Regions from separate parts of the Homo sapiens genome. Here region 2 is linked to region 1. The links are chromatin contacts, found by Hi-C or POLR2A ChIA-PET in ENCODE. All regions are on one chromosome and are shown on one strand. Each heading gives the region's core, a stretch centred on a gene start or an enhancer-like site at or near the end of the contact. The rest is flanking DNA. Distances are from core to core; before and after follow the strand shown.

Region 1 (5,312 bases), core at 1,153-3,652:
TTTGCACCTGGCCAGGCACAGTGATTCATGCCTGCAATCCCAGCACTTTGGGAGGCTGAGGTGAGAGGATCACTTGAGCCCAGGAGCTGGAGACCAACTGGACAACATAGTGAAACTCCACCTCTACTAAAAAATTTTAAAATTAGCTGAGTGTGGTGGTGTGTGCCTGTAGTTCCAGCTACTCTGGTGGCTGAGGAGGGAGGACCGCTTGAACCCGGGAGGCAGAGGCTGCAGTGAGACGTCACAGCCACTGCAACTGCTGCCTGGGCGACAGAGCAAGACCCTGATCCGATAAATAAATAAAAACAAATAAAAACCTATGTGTCGGCTGGGTGTGGTGGCTCACCCCTGTAATCCCAGCACTTTAGCAGGCCAATCACTTGAGGTCAGGAGTTCAAGACCAGCCTGGCCAACATGGTGAAACCCTGTCTCCACTAAAAAAAAAAATACAAAAAGCCAGGTGTGGCGGTGGGTGCCTGTAATCCCAGCTACTTGGGAGGCTGAGGTGGAAGAATCACTTTAATCTGGGAAGCAGAGGTTGCAGTGAGCAGAGATCGTGCCACTGCACTCCAGCCTGGGTGATAGTGGGAGACTCCATCTTAACAAAAACAAAAACAAAAAATCAAACAAAACCATGTGTGGGGTAGGGCAATCACCCGTAAGACAAAATAAAAAGATAAATATATACCAAAAAAAAAAAGAAAGAAAATGCACCTGGGAAGATGCTCCCCGTCACTAGTCATGAAGAAATACAAATCACAGCCACACTGATACCACTGCAAGACTATGTGAATCCACTGCTTCCCACCCCTAAAACCCTGACAATACCAAGTGCTAGTGAAGATGAGCAACGACTAAAACTCTCATCCACTGCTGATGAGGGCGAAAAATGATGCAACCCTCCAGAAACATCTGAGAGTTTCCTGTAAAGCTAAACATGTATTTATTCCAATGACCCAGCCATCTCACTTGCAGGTCTTTAACCAAAAGAAAGAAAAACATGTTCACACAAAGAACTGCATGTGAATAGCTTTAGCAGCTTCATTAAGAATCACCAAAAACTAGAAACCATCCACGTGTCCTTCAACTGAGAAATGCAGAAAAAGCTGGGGTCTATCCATATGATGAAACACTACTCAGCAATGAAAAGAAACAACTGAAACACTCCCACTAAGTAGTCAGATGACTCTAATAAACTATGTTAACGAAAAGAAGCCTGACTCAACCTCTACCTCCCCTGCATTGTATGATGCCATTTTCCATTTAATATGACATTCTAGAAAAAGCAAAATCATAGACACAGAAAACAGATCAATCGTTGCTGAGGAGCCGGACACGGTGGCTCACGCCTGTAATCCCAGCACTTTGGGAGGCCAAGGCGGGCAAATCACGACGTCAGGAGTTCAAGACCAGCCTGACCAACATGGTGAAACCCCGCCTCTACTAAAAATACAAAAATTAGTCGGGCATGGTGGTGCGCACCTGTAATCCCAGGTACTCAGGAGGCTGAAGCAGGAGAATCACTTGAACCCGAGAGGCAGAGGTTGCAGTGAGCCGAGATCGCACCACACTGCACTCCAGCCTGGGCGACAGAGCAAGACTACGTCTCAAAACAAAAAAAAAAAAGGCTGGGTGCAGTGACTCACGCCTGTAATCCCAGCACTTTGGGAAGCCGAGGTGGACAGATCACGAGGTCAGGAGATCGAGACCATCCTGGCTAACACAGTGAAACCTCATCTCTACTAAAAATACAAAAAATTGGCCAGGCATGGTGGTGGGCGCCTGTAGTCCCAGCTACTCAGGAGGCTGAGGCAGGAGAATGGTGTGAACCTGGGAGGCAGAGGTTGCAGTAAGCCGAAGACTGTGCCACTGCACTCCAGCCTGGGCGACAGAGCGAGACTCCGTCTCAAAGAAAAAAAAAAAAAAAAAAAAAAAAGTTGCTGAGTCTCACGCCTATGGTCCCAGCACATTAGGAGGATGAGGCAGGAGTATCATTTGAGGTCAGGAGTTTGAGACCAGCCTGGCCAACATGGTAAAACTCCATCTGCACTAAAAATACAAAAATCAGCTGGACATGGTGGCGCAGGCCTGTAATTCCAGCTACTTGAGAGGTTGAGACTCCAGAATTGCTTGAACCCAGCAGGCAGAGGTTGCAGTGAGCCAAGATTACGCCACTGCCCTCCAGTCTGGGAGACAGAGTGGGACTTCATCTCAAAAAAAAAAAAGGGGAATTTTATTGCATATAAACTTAAGAGAATAAACAAACCACATGCAGTACACCACCCTGACCCCCTTTAGACCTGGTACAGAGACCCCCCAGGACTGGGAGATGCTGCTTTGCAGGGAAGGCAGACAGACCTGCAAGTGCAGCAGGCAAGGACAGCCTGGTCTGAACCACGAGCTTCCATGCTAACCTGGGGGACTCTGAGTAACAGATGTTCTCAGCCTTGTGTTTCCTGTCTGTAAAACAGAGCAGTTCGGCCACGCACGGTGGCTCACGAGGTCAACAGATCAAGGCCAGCCTGGCCAACATGGCAAAACCCTGTCTCTACTAAAAATGCAAAAATTAGCCAGGCATCGTGGCACATGCCTGTAATTCCAGCAACTCAGGAGGCTGAGGCAGGAGAATTGCTTGAGCCCAGGAGGCGGAAGTTGCAGTGAGCTGAGATCGTGCCACTGCACTCCAGCCTGGACAACTGAGCAAGACTCCGACTCAAAAAAAAAAAAAAAAAAAAAAAAAAGGATTAAAAAATTAAAAAGTGCTTTTCTGGGCCGGGCGCAGTGGTTCACGCCTGTAATCTCAGCACTTTGGGAGGCCGAGGCGGGCGCATCACGAGGTTAGGAGATCGAGACCATCCTGGCTAAAACAGTGAAACCCCGTCTCTACTAAAAAATACAAAAAAAATTAGCCAGGCGTGGTGGCGGTCACCTGTAGTCCCAGCTACTTGAGAGGCCGAGGCAGGAGAATGGCGTGAACCCGGGAGGCGGAGCTTGCAGTGAGCCGAGATCGCGCCACTGCACTCCAGCCTGGGCCACAGAGCGAGACTCCGTCGCAAAAAAAAAAAAAAAAAAAGTGCTTTTCTGAAAGGAGGGCTCTAGTTAAGGTAAACCATGGTTCTGTGACTTGTGCTTTACACTGAGAGAACAAAGCAGCAAGACCAACAATCTTAAAGGAGTAATACACAGTCCATGTAGGGTACACTACCCCTGCATTCACATCAACTGGAGAAGAGAAGCTATTTCCAGCTCAAAGTAGGGGAAAGTTAATACATAGCTATTCAAGAGTGTTTATGTACAGACAGTTAATCTTGAGAAATCCAAATTGTGTGGCTAGAACAAAGCTACTGTTTACAATATTTTTCATACTAATGCTTCCTGGAGGACCTTCCTTGGCCCCATGTTTAAATTTTGATTAAATGTCAAACTAGTAAAACTATTTGCCTATGCGGGGATGGGGCGGGGGGAGAAGACGGTTAGGCAACACAGTGCCAAATTCAAAACTCCGTACTAGCTCTGACAGCGAACACCTTTAGATTCAGAGGAGAAAAGTAGCCTTAAACAGGACAATTCAGCCTATCTACTGAGATCATCTTATCAAAAGGAGTAACTGTCATTACAATAAAATGCAATACAACAATACAATAAAATGCAACAAAGCCACGAAGAAGGAAAAAGGCTGCCCAGCATTCTAGCACCTATTTGCACAATTAGCCCACAGAGTTACTTACAAACAATATTCCCCTTATATAGTCTGTGTTCTGTTTTTGATGGGGCACTGAATACAGAACCTATCTGCCAACTTTAACTGTAATGCGATAACCAGAGCTCACACAACCACTTCTCGACTGTTTCTGTCAGGATGTTTCCAGTTTTTTAAGTATCAACATTACAGGGTTGAGAAGGACCAACAAGCATTTGATGGCTAATGATGACAAAGTCCTTGATCAAGATGCCAGCAAGAACATTCACCACAACAGACTCCATGCAGAATGCTTGGAGTGATGCCCTCTGAGCCCCAAAGCACTTGCTCTCACATTTGACCACCAAGGTAGGATGAAAGAGCTCAGGGTACAAAGAAATATCCACTCATCCGTCACAGTGAAGGATTACCTTCATTATGTCCTCTCCAGAGGTAAACCCAAAGTCCCTCTGATCGCTAACTTTTTTACACTTACCACATAATCCCAACCCACTCTATTCTTCCGCAAGTCATTCAGAGAAGGCATACGGTGGTGACATAAATGCTGACGACTACCAGGTCCCCCGGATCTCCAGCCGTCTGTTTGTTTGCCCACAGGAACACACAGTGTGTGCTGGCAATAACTAAACAAGCTTTTCTGCCCAAGGAGGCTGAGCTCACTCAGTGCCTCGAGGCTCCCCACCATAGTTACAAGTGCTGGCCTAACCAAGCTGTGCCTGGAATCAGCCTTGTCACTGTGCCGGGGGAGTAGGAAACAGTTAAAACACATTTTTATGCTTTCATTTCTATAATAAATGCATCAGATATCACATGAAATCAGCTCTAGGACTGACTGAGCACCTGCCTGCTATACATTTTCCAGGCCGCCAGTGCCCTGCCAGGGGATGTGCTGAGCAGCCAAACCCAGCCTGGCCATGATGCTTGTAGTAAGCTGGCAGACAATGTACGAGCAACAACTTTCCCAGTTAAGCGCCAACTTTCCCTGAGTGTCCACATGCTTAGGGAAGAAGGTTGGACTTAAACCAACAAGCAATTACTGAATGCTTACTGAGACATGGGGCTCAATGTGTCTGTATGCTGTATTCCGACCTCACAAGAACCTCGCACAGGGCAGGGATTAGGGTCTCAGTTTTGCAGCCAAGGAAGCTGATGCGAGAAGAAATCGGTAATTCATCTAAGGTCACACCTGACTCCTCACCTTATACCCCCAAAAAATCATTTCCTGATGGATCAAGGGCATGAATTGGAAGGGCAAAACCTTACAACTTCCAGAAGAAAATATAAAATATATTTCACTTCAGGATAGTGTTCTTCCCACCAACCGTAAAACAAAGATTCATAAATTCACCTACATTAAAATTAAGACCATCTTTTTTTTTTTTTTTTTTTTGAGACGGAGTTGTTGCCCAGGCTGGAGTGCAATGGCGCGATCTCAGCACACCACAACCTCCACCTCCTGGGTTCAAGCGATTCTCCCGCCTCAGCCTCCCGAGTAGCTGGGATTTCTCCCACCTCAGCCTCCCAAGTAGCCAGGCAGGAGCCACCACGCCTGGCTAATTTTGTATTTTTAGTAGGGACAGGGTTTCTCCATGTTAGTCAGGCTGGTCTCAAA
Region 2 (5,312 bases), core at 1,049-3,548, 78 kb before region 1:
CCTCCATTGCTGGGGCATCACTTTTGCCTGGTTCACCTCCTACCTTTTTTTTTTTTTTTTTTTTTGAGATGGAGTCTAGCTCTGTCATCCAGGCTGTAGTGCAGTGGTGTGATCTTGGCTCACTATAACCTCCACCTCCCGGGTTCAAGCGATTCTCCTGCCTCAGCCTCCCGAGTAGCTGGGATTACAGGCGCCCACCACCACGCCTGGCTAATATTTGTATTTTTAGTAGAGACGGGGTTTCGCTGTGCTGGACAGGCTTGTCTCAAACTCCTGACTTCGTGTTCCTCCCGCCTCGGCCTCCCAAAGTGCTGGGATTACAGGTGTGAGCCACTGTGCCTAGACTTTTTTTTTGAGATGGAGTCTCCCTCTCTCGCCCAGGCTGGAGTGCAGTGGCATGATCTTGGCTCACTGCAACCTCTGCCTCCCGGGTTCAAGTGATTCTCCTGCCTCAGCCTCCCGAGTAGCTGGGACTACAGGCATGTGCCACCATGCCCGGCTAATTTTTTGTAATTTTGGTAGAGGTGGGGTTTCACCATGTTAGCCAGGACGGTCTCGATCTCCTGACCTTGTGATCTGCCCGCCTCGGCCTCCCAAAGTGCTGGGATTACAGGCGTGAGCCACCGTGCCTGGCCTCACCTCCTACCTTTGTGGCCTCTCTCCTCTGCCTGTCTCTGAGGTGTTGGGGGTCCTCAGGGTTCAGTCTCCAGTCTTGTTCTCCATTCTGCTCTAGGGAGACTTCACCCTCGCTCCCAGCTTAAGAGCCTCTCTGCCCCACAATACACCGATGCTTGCTGGGCTATTTTTGTCTTTAGCCCATAACATGCTTCTAAGTCCCTACCCCGGGATCCAGCGCCGTCAGACTGAATATATCCCAAACCTGCCTCTGTACCTTCTCAGCGTATCTGCTCCTCTTCCAGTGCCTGGACTTGAGTCTCGTTCTCCACTGCCTGGACCACGCCCATCCTCCTCTGAGGCCTTCCCGTCCTCTGGTCCGGCCTTCTCACCATCCCCCAAGTAACATTCCAGACACACGGATCTGTCCGAGACCCTCCCCTGCTGGCATGTGAAGCCTTTTATAGTCTCACGTCTTCCTAGCCCAAACTTTCCTCCCAGTCTCACGGAAATGCTAAATCATCCCGGCGTGGGAGGCTTCTGTGGGTCGGGGCGCAGCTTTGCAAGGTTCAGCTCCAAGACTGCTTCCTCCAGGGAGCCTTCCCTCCCTTCCCCCAGGTAAGTGCTCCTCCCCAGTTGCTCATTCCACCAGGGCCTGATCACACCCTGCTGGCAGTGTCAGAGCCCGGCTTTGTCTTCCACCACCCCTCCTAGAACTGGTGGCAGGGACAGATGAATGGATGAATGAATGAATGGGAAGTGAGAATTCTACTACTGGACCATCAATGCAGCCCTCGGAATGAGTGAGTGAGTGAGTGAGTGAGTGAGTGAGTGATGGAAAGTGGTCTGGAGGCAGGGAGAGGGACAGGCCGATCATGCGAGGAATCCCAGCCCAAGCCCCCGAGGTCCCCGCTCCCGCCCTAAAAGATGCACGCGCCAAGCCCTTGGGCCAGAAAAAAAAAAAAAAAACGGGCCGGGATTGGCTCAGGCTGGGGGAGGCGGGTCTACGACGAGACACGATTTTCTATTGGCTTACTCGCCAGGACTCTGCCCAATCGACGCGATCGTCTTCCCCAGAAGACCCCCGCCTCCCTCCCGCCGGCGGCCGCGGAGGCGGAAGAAGGCGCCTTTCCGTCGCCCTAGCAACCGTCAGCGGATCTCCGTCGCCCGGGCAACTGTCCCAGGCCTCCCGTCAGCCTTTGCCTGGGCCCCTCCGGTCACTCGGACAACCGCTACCCGTTCCGGTCAACCATCAACCCGTCCCCCGTCACCCCGGCAACCATCGCCGGACCCACCTACCCCTGGACGCCGTCCTGGTCCTGTCCGCAGGCCTCCTCGCCCCAAACCTCCGCCGCGGGCTCCGACGTCCGCGACCCCACGTCTCAGGGGCTCCCTCCTCCTCCTGCCCGTCTTCTCGCCTCCCCGGGGCGGGGGGCATTGCTCCTCCCCTGGCAGGGGGGCCCCGGGTTGGACCCGGCTCTGGGGGTCCCTGCTCGGTCGGGACAGTGGGACCGCCCTGTGCTGTGGCCGCGCGCAGCCCCCCGCAGGCTTCGGCGCTCGCACTCTTGCGTGGGACTGTCCAACCGCCACAGGGAGCTCTTCAAAATGCAAGCCATGTCCCTTCCCTGCTGAAAACCCTCCCCTGGCTCCCCTTGAGAATCGAATCCAAGCTCCTCGCAGCCCCTGGCGATCTGGCTGTGTGGCCTCTTCTCTGAAGCCTCCTCGCTCACTCTGCCTTAGCAAGGCCCTGGCCTGCGTGTTGTAACTCCAATGACCCAAGCTTCTTCCCGCCTGGGACCTTCCTAGTCACTACTTCCCACTCCACCAAAAAGTGCATCCTAGACGGGCGCGGTGGCTCATGCCTGGAATCCCAGCACTTTGGGAGGCCGAGGTGGGAGGATCACTTGAGCCGAGGAGTTTGAGACCACTCTGGGCAGCATAGTGAGACGTCTGTCTCTATAAAAAATTTTTGGGAGGCCGAGGCAGGCGGACTGCTTGAGGTCAGGCGTTGGAGATCAGCCTGGCCAACATGGTGAAACCCCGTCTCTGCTAAAATTACAAAAATTAGCCAGGTGTGGTGGCGTGTGTCTGTAATCCTAGCTACTGGGGAGGCTGAGGCAGGAGAATCACTTGAACCCAGGAGGTGGAAGTTGCAGTGAGCTGAGATGGCGCCACTGCACTCCCGCCTGGGCAATAGAGCAAGCCTCCATTCTCAAAAAAAAAATTAAAAATTAGCCTGGCATGGTGGTGTGCCCCTATAGTCCCAGCTACTCAGGAAGCTGAAGCAGGAGGATTGATTGAGCCCAGGAGGTAGAGGCTGCTGTGAGCTTACGTCACACCACTGCACTCCAGCCTGGGCAACAGAGTGAGACCCTGTCTCAAAACAACAACAAATAAGTGCATCCTCTAGCTAGGGTCCCACCTGTGAGTCTTCAGTGAAGCCTTCCCTGAGCCCTGTCAGCTCTCTCCTCCTTAAACTCTTTCTGGCTCACACTCTGTCACTAGGACCTAGAACACTGCCTGGTATCTATGTTGAGTAAAAAGATGTTGTGCCAGGCGCAGTGGCTCACGCCTGTAGTCCCAGCACTTTGGGAGGCCGAGGTGGGCGGATAATGAGGTCAGGAATTCGAGACCAGCCTGGCCAACATGGTGAAACCCCATCTCTACTAAAAATACAAAAATGGGCCAGGTGCGGTGGCTCACGCCTGTAGTCCCAGCACTTTGGGAGGCCGAGACGGGTGAATCATGAGGTCAGGAGATCGAGACCATCCTGGCTAACACGGTGAAACCCTGTCTCTACTAAAAATACAAAAAATTAGCCGGGCGTGGTGGTGGGCGCCTGTAGTCCCAGCTACTCGGGAGGCTGAGGCAGGAAAATGGTGTGAACCCGGGAGGCGGAGCTTGCAGTGAGCCGAGATCGCACCACTGCACTCCATCCTGGGACAGAGCGAGACTCCGTCTCAAAAAAAAAAAAAAAAAAAAAAAATACAAAAATGAGCTGGGTGTGGTGGCGGACACCTGTAATCCCAGCTGTTCAGGAGGCAGAGACAGGAGAATCGCTTGAGCCTGGGAGGGGGCTGCAGTGAGCCGAGATCGCGCAATTGCACTCCAGCCTGGGCGACAGAGCAAGACTCCATCTCACAAACAAACAAACAAAAAAAGGATATTGTGCTGGGGATAAGGGAGGACAGAGGGGGATGACCAGCAGGCAGGCCTATCTCAGAGACAGGAGAATGTATTTCTCAGGGCCTCTCAGTCCTCATGGTACAGGTGATGATGGCAACATCCCCAAAAAGCCAGGCACAAGCCAGGGAGATACAAGCTGATGCTACGGTCAGCCTGAGACTGGGTGGCGCACCCTCCACATATAACCGCCACCCCCCACCCATCCCCACCCCAGAGGGCTCCAGAGTCAGCGGAAACTGTGGCTAATTTGGAGCAGAAGTTTCCAGGAGCTGGAGAGGCAGGCCTCAGATCCCAGATGGCTTTTCTGGGAGCTGGTCCCTTCCTGCCCGGAATCCAGAATCTCACTTGTCCTAACAGAGACGAGAGCTGTTTTCCCAGGGATCTGAGACAGGCCAGCCCAGGCTGGGGCAAGAGAACTTGACCTGACCAGGCCTGGGGTCATGACGGGGGGTGAGGGAAGGGGCTTGTGGGAGCTCTCCTGGGACTGGCTGGAGAGGAATGAGGAATCTGCACACCCACCTGCCTGCTCATGAGGGTCTGCCCTTGGGGAGGTTGCCAGGGGCCAGGCAGGGAGGCCCCCTGCTCTTTTTTTTTTTTTTTGAGATGGAGTCTCGCTCTGTTGCCAGGCTAGAGTGCAGTGGCGCGATCTCAGCTCACCGCAAGCTCCACTTCCCGGGTTCATGCCATTCTCCTGCCTCAGCCTCCTGAGTAGCTAGGACTACAGGCGCCCACCACCACGCCCGGCTAATTTTTTGTATTTTTAGTAGAGACAGCATTTCACCAGGTTAGCCAGGATGGTCTCGATCTCCTGACCTCGTGATCCGCCCACCTCAGCCTCCCAAAGTGCTGGGATTACAGGTTTGAGCCACTGTGGTCGGCCCTGACCCCTACTCTTAAGCTAGGATTACCCTCATCAGCGCTGCCACACACAACTTTCTTCACTGATGCGGCAATTGAGCACTTGAAATACAGCTGGTATGGCCAGGCACAGTGGCTCACGCCTGTAATCCCAGCACTGTGGGAGGCCAAGGTGGGCAGATCACTTGAGGTCAGCAGTTCGAGACCAGCCCGGCCAACATGGTGAAACCCCATCTCTACTGAAAATACTAAAATTAGTCAGGCCTGGTGACGCTCCTGTAGTCCCAGCTACTCGGGAAGCTGAGGCACAAGAATCGCTTGAACCCGGCAGGTGGAGGTTGCAGTGAGCCTAGATTGCGTCCACTGCACTCCATCCAGCCTGGGCGACACAGCAAGACTCTGTCTCAAGGGGAAAAAAATGAAATACAGCTGGTGGGACTGAGCACTGCATTTTCATTGTATTTCATTTCAATTAACATACATTTAAGCTGAAGTAGCCAAATGTGGTCAGCAGTATTGTATTCAGAGTAGCACTGAGCTGAAGACCCAGGCAGGAGGTCGAAGGCAGGGACAGGAAGGTCAGGGTTTAAGGTCTGTGCAGCTATGGCAGAGAAGCGACTTTGGCAAAGCGCAGAGTGAGGCCCCAGGAAGGG

Evidence for each region. A loop is a pair of places that touch in the nucleus more often than their neighbours do. ChIA-PET counts read pairs that join two places held with the same protein, here RNA polymerase II (POLR2A). Pooled maps may share reads with other maps.
Region 2: a pooled map shows a loop between it and region 1 (2.1-fold over the local background). The contact joins two enhancer-like sites. A Hi-C loop is called at or near these places in 1 of 168 maps with a recorded cell type or tissue (endothelial cell of hepatic sinusoid) and 2 of 50 pooled maps. POLR2A ChIA-PET finds 5 or more read pairs at or near these places in 7 of 52 experiments (GM10248, OCI-LY7, WTC11 and 2 more).

What each region holds. Positions count from the first base shown.
Region 1 is chr19:15,299,954-15,305,265 of GRCh38, forward strand. The region is part of intron 1 of BRD4 (bromodomain containing 4); the gene reads right to left. Among named protein-coding and RNA genes, the nearest start is that of BRD4, 30 kb to the right of the region's middle. RefSeq lists an enhancer at 1-692. Within about 2 kb of position 2,403, at least 6 of the 41 ENCODE cell types and tissues checked have a DNase peak (open chromatin) inside an H3K27ac peak, as active enhancers do.
Region 2 is chr19:15,221,827-15,227,138 of GRCh38, forward strand. It overlaps EPHX3 (epoxide hydrolase 3), which reads right to left. Exons shown (of 7, transcript NM_024794.3): 7 at 5,093-5,312. Among named protein-coding and RNA genes, the nearest start is that of EPHX3, 8.0 kb to the right of the region's middle. RefSeq lists an enhancer at 684-1,380 and a silencer at 1,551-1,630. Within about 2 kb of position 2,299, at least 8 of the 41 ENCODE cell types and tissues checked have a DNase peak (open chromatin) inside an H3K27ac peak, as active enhancers do.